2 separate regions of the Homo sapiens genome follow, and region 2 is linked to region 1. A link is a contact called in ENCODE Hi-C data. All regions are on one chromosome and are shown on one strand. The core of a region is the stretch at or near the end of the contact, and the rest is flanking DNA. Distances in the headings are between cores, read along the strand shown. Region 1 overlaps DCP2 (decapping mRNA 2). Region 2 holds the start of TMED7-TICAM2 (TMED7-TICAM2 readthrough).

What was found. Hi-C counts contacts between places; a loop is a spot of excess contacts on that map. Pooled maps may share reads with other maps.
Region 2: a pooled map shows a loop between it and region 1 (6-fold over the local background). The contact joins the promoter of TMED7-TICAM2 here to the enhancer-like site in region 1. A Hi-C loop is called at or near these places in 3 of 50 pooled maps.

Annotation. Positions count from the first base shown.
Region 1 is chr5:113,020,119-113,026,829 of GRCh38, forward strand. DCP2 (decapping mRNA 2) reads left to right here. Exons shown (of 11, transcript NM_152624.6): 11 at 1-2,077. MCC (MCC regulator of Wnt signaling pathway) reads right to left here. Exons shown (of 19, transcript NM_001085377.2): 19 at 1,988-6,711. Among named protein-coding and RNA genes, the nearest start is that of DCP2, 47 kb to the left of the region's middle. Within about 2 kb of position 2,678, at least 6 of the 41 ENCODE cell types and tissues checked have a DNase peak (open chromatin) inside an H3K27ac peak, as active enhancers do.
Region 2 is chr5:115,623,549-115,630,259 of GRCh38, forward strand. It overlaps TMED7-TICAM2 (TMED7-TICAM2 readthrough), which reads right to left and starts at 2,488. Exons shown (of 4, transcript NM_001164469.4): 1 at 2,053-2,488. The coding sequence starts at 2,244. TMED7 (transmembrane p24 trafficking protein 7) reads right to left here and starts at 2,488. Exons shown (of 3, transcript NM_181836.6): 1 at 2,053-2,488. The coding sequence starts at 2,244. RefSeq lists a silencer at 2,144-2,213 and an enhancer at 2,384-2,553.

The DNA.
Region 1 (6,711 bases), core at 1,428-3,927:
GTTATGTTAAGCAAATTATTTTGAGACCTTTTGCTGGTAGACAAAAACTGAGGAAATGTTTCACTAAATATATTATGGTCAATGAAAAAACCAGACTTTAGAGTAAATGTGATAACCAAGTAGATTTGTGAACTTTATTTCTTTAGTAATTATTTTTATCTTATGTGAAATGATTCAACCTTTAATTTTTGCCTAGATTATAGCAATGTTTTGTTTTACCTTATAGGGCATTTTAATGCTTGGAGAAAGACTATAAGTGAATCTACTTCAAGGGATTCTGTTCATGGTGGTATACAGTTCTTGGTGCTCTTTTGGAAATTGTCAAACATTTACTGATAGCAGAAAAGGAACCCCAAAACACCTGTAGTGTTCACCTTGTTATAAGAACAGAAACATTTGGAACAGGTTTCATTCTGTTTCTAGATTTATGTTGTTGTAGTTGAACAGCAACTGTTTTTTTCCCTCAGTGTTAACGAAAGGATAAAGACTACCTGTATTGTTGGGTATGACTATCAAAGGATTTCCGGTGATTCATGTTTGTGAATTGGAGTTTAAATGTTTGCAGGATTACTGTACTTCCAAAGACCCACTAGAATGTCAGCTGTACTCTGTACTCTCCACTGAGAAAATGAACAAAATCCTATGTCTTAACAGTTATGCTCTAACTTTTTGAAAGCTTTTTGATGTAAATAATAGGTTAGAAACTAAAAGCCTTTTAATCTTACAAAATACAATTTGAACGATGGAAGGTTGTTCAGATACTGGCTTTCTGTAAAAACATCATTGTGTTAGATTGTTTGTAATGTACTATCAATAAAATTGGCTGCTTGGGCGGTTTTAGTTACCACCTTAGCCTGGTTTTCTGCTACTGTTATTTATCATCGTAGGTTCTGAGTTGCTCATTGTGGTTGCTCTTTGGACCAATAAAAATGGCAAGTATGAGATGAACATGATAAAAGTATGTTTATATAACAGGAAGAAGCTGGGCGCGGTGCTCATACCTGTAATCCCAGCACTTTGGGAGGCTGAGTTGGGTGGATCACGAGGTCAGGAGTTCGAGACCAGCCTGACCAACATGGTGAAACTAAAAATTCAAAAATTAGCTGGGCGTGGTGGTGCGTGTCTGTAGTCCCAGCTACTTGGGAGGCTGAGGCAGGAGAATCTCTTGACCCCGGGAGGCAGAGGTCGCAGTGAGCTGAGATCACACCACTGCACTCCAGCCTGGGTGAACAGAGCAAGACTCTGTCTGGAAAAAACAAAAAACAACCAAAAAAAAAAAAAAAAAACCCCCAGGAAGAAATATTGTCGAGAGTCTCTGCAAAAATGAAAATACCTCAAACAATTAAGTTTGTTGCTTTAAAGCAAGATTATAGTGTAGGGCTTGAGATGTGAATTCATTAGATATTTAAAATCCAGCAATTCTTAAGTTTGTGCTAGAATCAGGTTTTGCAATAGGAATACTTAACTTTGGATCTCAAGGGGGAAAGAAATACATTCTTTTCCATTAGAGACCTCAGCTATATGATAGTAACTTTTATTTTAAATTCTCAAAAGGAGAGTGACTAAGGTGTTATACTTACTGTCAAAGTTACTTTGCTTCCATAGTGAAAACTTGAGAACATTGTAATCTTTCTCTAACAGATGTGTTGCAAAGCTGCTTGCCATCTTGTTGTCCTATATGACTTCCTTGCATTTCCAGTCCTTGATTACATTCCATTTTAATGATCTTTCTTTAAGAGGGGAAAAGACTCTCTTCAATAGATAACTTCCTATTTATGCCAAATTTTAAAAAGCCAACTAAAAATGGGCTATAAATGAGGGTTCTTTGGCCATTTTGATCTAATAATAGTCTTACTTCTAGACCCCTGCTTTGACTAGGGCTCTTGATTTCATGTAAGCATCATGGATTTGATATTTGCCTGCATGTATATCACAGTTCTACAGAAGGATAGCCTTACCCTTTAAATAACACAGTTAAGGTACACTGTGGAATTAGAAATATTTATTCAGAATATAAGAATGTTTGTAAAATATTATAAATGTCTCTGTATAAATAAATGGAGTTTTTAAAAAACAATTCTATATCAAATAACGCAAAGTAGCTATTTTACAGCAGCTAAAACTAAAGGCATCTGGAAACATTTAAAGAATACAAGTGGAGAATCTAAAAAATTACAAGGTATAGTACAGTGTTAAGTAGCAATTTTAAAATGAGACTTTCAGTACAAACAGTAGAACAATACTGACAAATGCAAACTTAGTCACATGTGCTTTAATAACTGACAATACATTCAAGCAGGTTTTTCTAATTCAAGTGTATAGCACATATTCAAATAATAGGAAACAAATCTCATGCAAAGTAAATAAATCTTGATGTCTAAAAACTGATTAGAACTAGAAAAGAAGTGGACATGTTTTATTATCTTTGCATTACGTTCTAACAAAAGCAGATTATCAGGGGCTCTTACTCACTTGCCATTCCTGACATGAGCACTATAAGTGAATACTATGAGTTCTACAAACAGAACATTTTTCCACATGAATTTGACTTGCAAAAAGTGCAAAAGGGAATGGTAGAACCAGAATTACTAAGTACGGCATCAGTGTGAATGTGGGGGAAATTTGTGTATAACTTGCTTTGTTCTGCTGAGCTGATATTTCACCTGATTAGCAGATGGATGACTGTGGAAAGATGAAGTACTAGTCAAGGATGTGGTTTTACATAGCAGTTGCTATTTCCGGGACTGAATGATTTCTTCCTCTTGGTCACATGCAAAATCTCACCCAGATGTAATGTGATAAACAAACAGTTTACCCAGTGTAACCTTTAAGCAAAAATGTATGGTGATCTGCATGTGAAACTGTCTTTCTCTACACAGGTATTAGCAAAACAAGAATACATGAACAGCTGCTATCAACTTGTATACTTTTTTTCCACTTGTTTATATTTTAACAGCCACTGAGAGATCAGTGATGCTGTGGTGACAGCAGTCAGCATTATTTCTTAGAGAATACAAATGTATTAAGTTAGAGTAATTTCAGGTGTGTTAAACAGGAGATGCTTCTGAAGGCCACAAGTTTGGAGCTTACTTTAACCTGACCTACATGAACATAAGATTTGTAGGATGTGGATAAACTTTAAGAACTGGATAGTGAAGGCGTAACTTTTGTTTTGTAACCAGTTACGCCTCTTCTGTAAACTCTATAAGAGTGCTCAAAGGTGAATCAAACTTGTATATCATTCCTTGTCAAATAGGCTGTTCCCACTGGATAAGAAAATTTGCTGTATGTTTTCCTGAAAAATTTTATAGTGTTCTACAAAGCCATCACCTTCTGCAGAAAAAAAATGTTACTTATGCTCCACCTCCCCAGCCCTCACTAAAAACTTTGGTAGCCCTATGGCGGTACCCTAATTAAGGTCAGTGCAGAAATCTCAACCATTACAGAAGTCTCTTACTATTTTGGCTCTCAAAATACTCTAACTAGTAGCTCTGTTTGCTGAATCTAGAAGTAGGTAGAGCTGTAAATAGTTTAATAGAATGATTGGGACATACTCCCAATTAAGAATTTGCAAATTGTTTAAAGCCTTATGGAGGAAAGGACACTTTCAGAGATGTTTATTTTTTAATAGTCATCTTGATATGTTATCACTTTAAAGCTTGATAATCGAAACTCTTGAGAGCTATTAAGGTTGACTGATAGACTTAAAAAGTGATTGCTTTATAATTCTCGTGGGCCATAGGAAACACCTTCAGAAGGGAACAAGCAACTATGGAGGTTCTTTAATTCATGCCAGGGACACAGGCAGTCCAATCTTGATCGGGTAACTACGGTGCACTTTTTTCTCATTTAAAATAATCTAATCTGTATCCAGTTAGGAACCAGAAGACTTTCAGATAGTTTCATGTTTTCCTTAGAGTGGTAACTTTCTTTACTACTCCTTAACAGCTTTTAAGAAAAAGCCTATGGGCTCTAATTTGGACTTCCTTTTGGAGTAGAATGTCAAGGCTCTGACTTAGAAGAGGTCCCTCTAAAATATTGCTGCAGGCTCAGAGAAGACTTAGTGCATGCATCTGAAAGGAGAATTAAGCAATTTTAAAAGTTAAGTGCTAGTTAAACATAACATTTGTTTCAGGCAGCATGGATATTAACTTCAGAACGCTGACAAGCCAGCCGATGAGGATGAAAGTTTCAATAAGGAATCATACTGTTCCCCAGTCCATGACAGATTTTTGTAGCTGGTAAGCTCACACTGATGGCACTCGCAACTACGGACAGAAGTCTCTTTTGCTTGTGATTTGCACAGTTGGTTTTGTTTGCCTCAGTCCAACAATGGGAAATATATTCCAAGGGAACTGTGAAATGGGTCCTTTGGCTCTGTGCCCATTTCTTCAAAAGCCAAAGACTGAATTCTGAACAGAGATGGTTACTGACTAAAAGGGGGTAACCACTGAGGAAACTAGGGAGAACAATTCAAAATACGAAATCTGAAGGTTTTTAACCTCATATAAATTAGAATCAAGATCATTGTTTACCCTCATTGGAGATGTTTGTTAGAGAAAAATTCAGGTAGCGCCAGGTTATTCACAAAGGAAAATTACCCAGGAACCTGCAAGCATTTAATTTAATCAGTATAGTTTAGTTCAGTAGCTCCCACAATTAGCATAATCAAGTGCCACCTAGTTCACCTTCAAGGATTGTGTCTTGGGGAGTATTTGAAAAATACAAGAAAAGGAAAAACTTTTATAGCTTTTTTATTATACATATTTATAAAAAATTAACACTTTTGCCTGCAAAATAGTTTTTACCCAAATCACATTTGAAAGTACTAAAACTAAGGTCAGGTAGCATGAGTAAAACTGGGGCCCTTAACAGGAGCTGGAGCCGCCTCTGCCTGGGGGAATTCTCAGAGAAGGGGAGGTTCTCTGATTTTACCTGGAGCAAGAATGGAGACAGAAGTCAGTAGGCAGGATTTTATTCCTGCTTCAGCCACATGTTTCTGTGTCAGTGAAAATGAAAACTGCCCATTTGATGCCTGCTTAATCACAAAAAAGAGCCATGCACATCCCACTTTGCTCAGGGGAGGACGTTTCCCTAGGCAAGCTGGAAAAATAGTGAAAACTGATTTTTTTTTTTTTGGGGCATATGTTTTTCAGCCAAAACATTTTCCTCATGATAAAATGCAACTTTATATGAAAAGTGAAAAATTCTAAAAAATCACAGGAATGGCCAGGCACATTGGCTCATGCCTGTAATCCCAGCACTTTGGGAGGCCGAGGTGGGTGGATCAGTGGTCAGGAGTTCGAGACCAGCCTGGCCAACATGGTGAAACCCTGTCTCTACTAAAAATACAAAAAAACTAGCTGGGTATGGTGGCGGGCACCTGTAATTCCAGCTACTCAGGAGGCAGAGGTTGCAGTGAGCCAAGATCACGCCACTGCACTTCAGCCTGGTGACGAGCAAAACTCCATCTCAAAAAAAAAAAAAAAAAATCACAGGAACTAACTTTGACCAAATGATTGACAGAAACCAGTGAACATTTTCATAGTGATCAAAGCACCCCAAAGCTGGTCCTTCTAGACTGATACCAGTTGATCTGTTGTTTCGTTTTGGAGATGGGCAGCCTCACTGCTGGCCTCTCAGTGGTTGCTTTTAGGATACAGCTGTCTGCCCTCCGAACTGGTGGCTGGAGTATCCTCCAGCGAACAGAAGGCTGTGGAATTTGTATCATGCTCTGAAAATAGACCTACCCGTAGCTTATGGACATAAAGACTCTATGCAGAAACCTCCTCAACTTTAATTTGTAGTCAGCTATGGCAATGGAACACATTTTTCATAGGGAACTTTGGATGGATTCTCTGGTGCTACAGAAAAAAACAGTAAATGGTCCTTCAAGTGTATCAGTGTAGAACTGAGAGAGAAGAGGTAAAACTGAAAAAGAATAATGAATTTGTTTTAAGATTGAAGACCTTCCTGAAATAATTCAGTTACTTTGGTACTGCCTAGCCCTGTAAGCATTTTGCTTGAAATTTAACCTTTTAAGCACCATATGCTAACCATCACCATGTATCTGGGGGCAAAAAAGAAGCCTTAACTACCATTCCCTCACTCTGTCCCCGTCATGACAACAGGAGCTAAGTCTTGAACTGGGGGTTACACAGCACTCTTAAGTAGGCGTGATAAGTTTTGCAAAATGTTCAGTATCTCCTCAGTGTCTTGTCCTTAGGTAGAGACAGGTCCAGAGCTACAAATGCACCCATGTGGAAGAGATTTGATTCAGCAGAACAGCAATTATGTAGTGCCCTGGGGCGGGAAGTGCTAATAATGTTTCTCAGCTCTTGAAGAAACCCCTGACAGAATTTTAGTTCCACTACAGGTATCAAAAAGATTCCCAGCTCTAAGTCTTGGATATTAATAAGGCTCCACTGAGAGGGAGAAATCCCAGAATCAAGAGAGCGCTCCCTTCCCAGCCCTGCCTCCAAAATGAAGATTGAAGGAAGTTTTTATTCTCTCAATACAAAATTGTTCAGGCACAGTCCTGGTGGTGGTCTGTTTGTAACTTTAGTGTATCTGGGACTGTAAGTAACACCTGTCTACGCTCTTCCCATGACCTATAACTCCCAGAGATCACCTCTTATGGCCGCCTCTATCTTAAAGTTGAGACCCGGGACTTGGAAACCAAAGCCTTGCTGTAGTAAACAAATCAGCAGT
Region 2 (6,711 bases), core at 1,238-3,737, 2.6 Mb after region 1:
AATATAACTATAGTCACAAAACTATTATTATTCAGTGTATTTTCAATGCCATGCACAAATGTTAGCAATATAGCTCAGGCTAATTTCAGGCCTGCTGGAACTGTCATGAACATATCTGCCTGGGGCCCCTTCTTCTCTCCTCTGCCGCCTTGTAGAGCAACGGCTACTTATCTTGCAGACTCACCTCTAACATCAGCTCCTCAGCTAAATGTCCCCTGATGATCCTTCTGTCTCCTGCCAGCACTATACCTAGTGTGTACCTTTATTGTCACATTTAACATTTTATGACTATATATGTCTGTGTAAGCTCTCTGAGATCAAAGTCAGTCTCTGGGAGGTAGTATAATAAAGTGGTTAAGAATTTAACTTGGGACTGCGTTACTGATTTAGCTACTTCTACGTTTTATGCCCTTGGTTCTTAGCCTATCTAAACCTCAGTTTCATCAGTAAAAAAGGAGTAAGAGCTATAACAATTTCATATCGGGCTTTCCTGAGAACATACCTGAAATGCTTAACATACTGTCTACACATAACAGATGCTAATTTGTTAGCCATTGTAGTAGTATCCTTAGCACTAATCACTGAGTCTGCATACACAAAAATCCAGGAAATGTTTATTAAATTCAAACAAAGAAAATGTCGGCTTATACTTTTTATCACAATTCCTGCTATCTTCTTTTCTGTCCCCTGGTGCTAATCCATGAAGGTAAGTAAGCCTAAGGGTCATCCTTGGCCTCCCCTCCCTGACCCACTATAGCCAAATCATTACCAAGTCCTGTTGATTCTACCTACTACCTTCTCTCCAATCCTTTCACTTTTCATTTACCCCACTGCTATCACTCTACTCTAAGCCACTATCATTTCTTGTCTAGACCACCATAATAACCTCCTAATCAGCCTTCCACATCCGCTCTGCAACATCTTACCATCACTTCTCTACCTGCACAAGTTATTATTAATGCAGCTACCAAGAATATTCTCGTCATATCACTGAACTGCTTATAACCCTCTGATGGCTTCCTACACTTTCAGGAAAAACAAATCCTTAACATGGTCAGCAAGACACTATCTGGCCTGCCCCTGCTGACCCCCTTGCTCTGGCTCCTTATTCCCAACCATATTGGACCTCTCTCTATGGCCCTGAAATTCTCAGTGTTCACTACTACCACAGGCTATTCCCCCTCCTCCCTTACCAAGGTGTTTATAGCTCATCCTTTAAAGTTCAGCTTAAAATAATTTTCCAAAGGAAGTCTTCCTTCATGGATCCTACTTACTGCTCTTAAGGCACAGTTCTGATGAATGAGCAGATACCAGTTAAGAAAAGCAGGGTGAGAGGGGAATCATGAATGATGGCAGTGACCCTATCTGTTTCGACCACTTCTGTACCACTGGCACCTAGTATTCAATAGCTACTCAAATGTTAAATGCGCCTACCAACCAAAATTGAAGCTCAGTAAAGACTGTTCTAACCAACCGAATAAACCACATTCTGTTAAAGTTTCTTTTTTATATAATCCCAAATATCAGAAGGGGCCTCTCATTTATCACAGCAATTCTTTCTACAACTCCCTTGGCAAATGGCCGTTCAACCTGTAATGGAGCTCTTCCAATGACAAGGACCGTATTAACCAACAGTCCTAATATTGGTAAAACTGAAAAGCAATGAAGTTAGACATTGGCAGCACTCCAAATCCAATTAAATTGGAGGTGTGGATTAGAGAGTAGAGGGTTGACACTGGGTACTACAGAGTATAAATGATTTTCTTTAAGGGAATCTTTTAAGGAAGAAAGTTCAATAGGCCTTAAAAATGAGATGGAAAGAAATGCTAAAGGGAGCATTTCTGGAATTCATATATTTTAACACCCGGTCTTAACATCTCTCACCCAAGGTTTATTAGAGGAAAGTCAAATGCTGGGCATCAGCTACCTAGAAGCGATTTTTGAATTAGCCTAAGAACGGGGAAACACGGACAGGAAAGTGCCATCCCTCAAGTTACACCCCCAATCCTGGAGCCGCGAGTTGGGGCCCAGGGACTGCTAGGCCCCTGATACCTGGAACTCCAGGGTGCACTTGGTGCCCTGAGCGATGTCCTCGTAGAAGCACTGCTTGGCGTTGTCAGGAAGCTCGAAGGTGATCTCAGAGGCGCCGCCGGGTCCAGGCACCAGTAGCAGCAGTGCGAGCAGCCTGCACCCCCAACGGCCCGCGACGGCCGCCCAGCGCTGCGCGGACCCCGGCCGCGGCATCCCGAGAAGGCGGCGGCGGCCTCAACCGAGCTGCGAGACGCAGGGTCAGGTCTGCGCGGACTCACCGCGCGCGGCAGGCCTCAGCGCAGGCCACCCCGCAAAGATACACAGCAGAGCAGGTTCACGCCTGTGGGAGATTCGGGATCAGAGCGACCCTCCGGCTTCCTGTGAGGGGCGCAGACGGGCGGACCTGGGGAGGTAAAAGAGAAGCGGAAAAGGCCTGAGAGGGTCGGAAGTGGGGATTAGCCTTTCGGGGGGTGAAGGGGCGGAGCCTGAGACACCGGCTCCCGTGACCCGGATGCGTTCTTCTCCGGGAACACGCGTTGGAGTGCGTACGTGGAAGCCCGCGAGGCGTTGGCTCTGCCTCCGTTGCAGCCTGGGACGAGGGGCGGGGCCAGAGTCGTGGGCGGAGAGGGGCGAGACCAGGAAACGGGGCGTGGCGGCCGCCGTGGTTACAGGCGGTTGGCGAGGGTAATTACGCTCCAATCACTGGCTTTTTTTGTTGTTTTTTTTTTTTTTTTTTTGAGACAAGAGTCTCGCCCTGTCACCCAGGCTGGAGTGCAGTGGCGCGATCTGCGCTCACTGCAACCTCCGCTGGGAACTTAGCGCTGGGGAGCATCTAGGGAGTGGTAAAGGGCTCATTTTGCCCTAGGGTGCTAATCGTTGGTGGTAGAGCGCTTTGCAATTTGCGGAGTTTTCTCATAAGTAATAATAAATATTTGGGGGAAGCAGCTGGGCAAGGAGCGCGAATTCTAAGAGCAGACTGCAGGAGTGCTTAATCCCTGCTTTGCCACGTACTGGCTGTGTGACGTCCGGCCACTTGCTTAAATTCTCTGCCTCAGTGTGTATCTGTAGAATGGAGATAATAGCACCTACCATAGAGAATTATTACAAAGTACCAATATTTGGAAAAAGTACCTAGAAGTGGTTGGTACATAGCAAGCACTAGATGAACTTTTGTTAAATTAAACGTCACAGTGCAATCAATACATTACATACCACAAGATAGGCAAAAATTTTAAGTGTAACAATAACAGATATTGGTCGACTTATAGAGCCACAAAACCTCTTATACACTGCTAGTGAAAAAGTAAATTGGTTAATCAAGTTGGAAAACAATGTGCCATTATCTAATAAAGTAGAATATATGTATACACACACAGAACACACACACCTATATACAGTGTGTGTGTGTGTGTGTGTATATATGTATATATATATATATATATATAGCCTGGAATATGTAGCCACAGCCTGGAAATTCCATTTTACATATATTTATGGAGTATATGCTTTAGAGCAGTGGTTCTCAAGTGTTGCTCTGAAGTCCCCAGAAGCCTCCTGAAACCCTTTCAGAGGGTATGTAATGATCTGTATGAAGCTGGATTTTCATTATATATTTCAACCAAAACAGCATAACAGATTGAATATCAAAGGAAATGAGCACCCAGCTTCTTCCTTAAATCTAGATATGAAAGATTTACAAAAATAAGGTCACTCTTCTTGCTAAATTTTTATTTCGAAAATATTTTTATTAAAAGATGTGTTATTTATGTAAATGTGTGCAGTGAGTTGAATTGTGTCCCCCTAAAAAATACATGTCCAAGTTTCAACCCCTCCACCCCTGTGAATATGATTTTATTTGGAAATAGGGCTTTTGCAGATGTAATTAAGTTAAGGCCCTCAAGATGAGGTCATCCTGGGACTTAGGGTGGGCCCTAAATCTAAAGACTGTTATCCTTATGGTATGGTTTGGCTGTGTCTCCACCCAAATATCATCTTGAATTGTAGTTCCCATAATCCCCACATGTCACGGAAGGGACCCGGTGGGAGGTAATTGAATCATGGAGGCAGATTTTTCCCATGCTGTTCTGGTGATAGTGAATAAGTCTCATGAGATCTGATGGTTTTATTGTAGTTCCCATAATCCCCATGTGTCATGGGAGGGACCTGGTGGGAGGTAACTGAATCATGGGGGCGGGTTCTTCCCATTCATTTATGTTTCCCATAAAGCAGTATTGTGTTTATAATGCATTATTTGTGTTTATAAACATATAATGCACGTATAATGCATTATTCATGTTTATAAACATTGTTCATGTTTTATAACAGGTAGTTAGCTACATGAGATCTCATGGTTTTATAAAGGGCAGTTCCCCTGAACACGCTCTCTTGCCTGCTGCCATGTAAGACGTGCTTTTGCTGTGCCTTCACCCTCCACCATGATTGTGAGGCCTCCCCAGCCATGTGGAACTATCAATTCATTTAACTTATTCTTTGTAAATTACCCTGTCTTGGGTATTTCTTCATAGCAGTATGAACATGGACTAACACACCTTATAAGAGGAGGGAAGATTTGAGATGCACAGACACAAAGATACAGGGGCAGGGTTGGGGGAGGGGAATGGCATACTGAAGACAAAGATACAGATTGGAATGAATGATATGTTCACAAGTCAAGGAACACCAAGGATTGCCCATCGCTATGGGAAACTAGGAGAATGGCTTGGAACACCTTCTCCTTCAGAGCTTCCAGAAGGTATCAACCTTGGCAATACCTTACTTGCAGACTTCTTGACTCTCCAGCTCTGAGAGAAAAAATTTCTGTTGTTTCAAGCCATCACATTTGTAGTAATTTGTGACGGGATCCTCAGGAAACTAATGCAATATGTAATGGGTTTATTGTTTATTTTAAATGAATTATCAAATATTTTTAAATATCTCAGATCTCAATAACCTTTATTGGACATTTTTTAATTTGAAAATTTTTATTTAATCTTTAATTTTTACGATTCTGAGGCCCAGCTGAGCATGGTGGCTCACGCCTGTAATCCTAGCACTTTAGGAGGCTGAGGTGGGAAGATTGCTTGAGCCCAGGCATTCAAGACCAGCCCGGGAAACATAGTGATACTTCCTCTATATAATAAGTTTTTAAAAATTAGCTGGGCATGGTGGCATATGCCTATAGTCCCAGCTACTTGGAAGTCTAAGGCAGGAGGATTGCCTGAGCCTAGGAGTTTGAGGCTGTAGTGAGCTATGATCATACCACTGCACTTCAGCCTCAGTGATAAAACCAGATCCTGTCTTTAAAAAAACAAAACAAAACAAAAAAAACCTCTGAGGCTAAAAAGTACGAGAATCACTACTTTCAAGAAGCTCATGCACAGGTATACCAGAATATGTATACAAGACTACTAAAATCCAAAGCCTGGTAACAGTCTCAACTGGAAATACCCCAGATATCTATAAATGTAGGTGTATGTAGGTATATTAAAAAAATGGGACATAACATAACAATGAGAGTGAACATTATTATACCTACACAGCACAACATTGGAGAATCTTACAAGCATGATGCAAAAGAAAGTGACAGAAAAAAATCAGCATATAAAGGCTGACAACAAGCAAAACTGAACAATCCCATTTTCCCTAATACATGGTAAAGCTATACAAAAAAGCAAGAGAATGATTATCTCAATAGTCAGGAGAGCAGGGAAGGATGGAGTAATAAGTGAGAGGCAACACAGGGTGGGGAAAGTGGGGGGCTTCCTTGGTGCTGGTGATGCTCTTTTTCTTGACATAGGTGGTGGTTACATGTATGGTCACTTTATATTTACTTATTATTATATGGTTTATGTACTTTTCTGCATGTATATTTCACAGCAAAAGAAGGAAAATTTAATATACTGGATGCATCAGTAGTTAGTCATTATTGTGAGAAAAACACATCAAAACTTGTAGCTTAAAACAATCTGCATTCATAGTTTACCGCACATTAGAGCCCAGGTCAGCTGAGTGGGTCTGGTCTCACCTGGGCTCACTCATCCTCAGAGGTCCACTGGGGATTGGACAGACAGCTTTGCTGATCTTGGCTGGCTTCATTCATATTTTGGCAGGACAACTGGCTATAGGCTGGTCTAGGATGGTGTTGGCTGGGAAAACTGAACTCTTCTCCATGTAGGAGTCTCTCATCCTCTAATGAGCTAGCCTGGGATTAGTCATATGATGATCCCAGGATTTCAGGAGAGAGAATGTGAAAGGCCCCTTGAGGGCTAGGCCCAGTACTAGGCCCTGTCACTTCTGTCTCATTCTATTAATGAGAAGTCACAGAAGTCACAAGGTCAGTCCAGATTCCAGGGATAAGGAAGAGTTATGTCTGTCAGGGTTTCACTAGAGAAGCAGAATCACTGGAAGGCTAAATAAATAAATAAACAAGTACATAGATATCTTTGTATATATGTCTATTATATAGCTGATTAAACAGTGTGTGGGAGGCTGTTGCTTCTGTGTCTGGTGCTAGAGCCTGAAGTCTGAAGATAATGACCATAGTCAAGAAGGAAAGACGGATGTGAAGTGGAAAAATAAAGAGAAACTAGAGCCTGTGAGAATGGGCCACAAGTACAGCCATTCCTCACTGCCTCCAAGCCCCAACCTTCAGTGATAGGTGAACTGCAGGAAAAGCTGTCT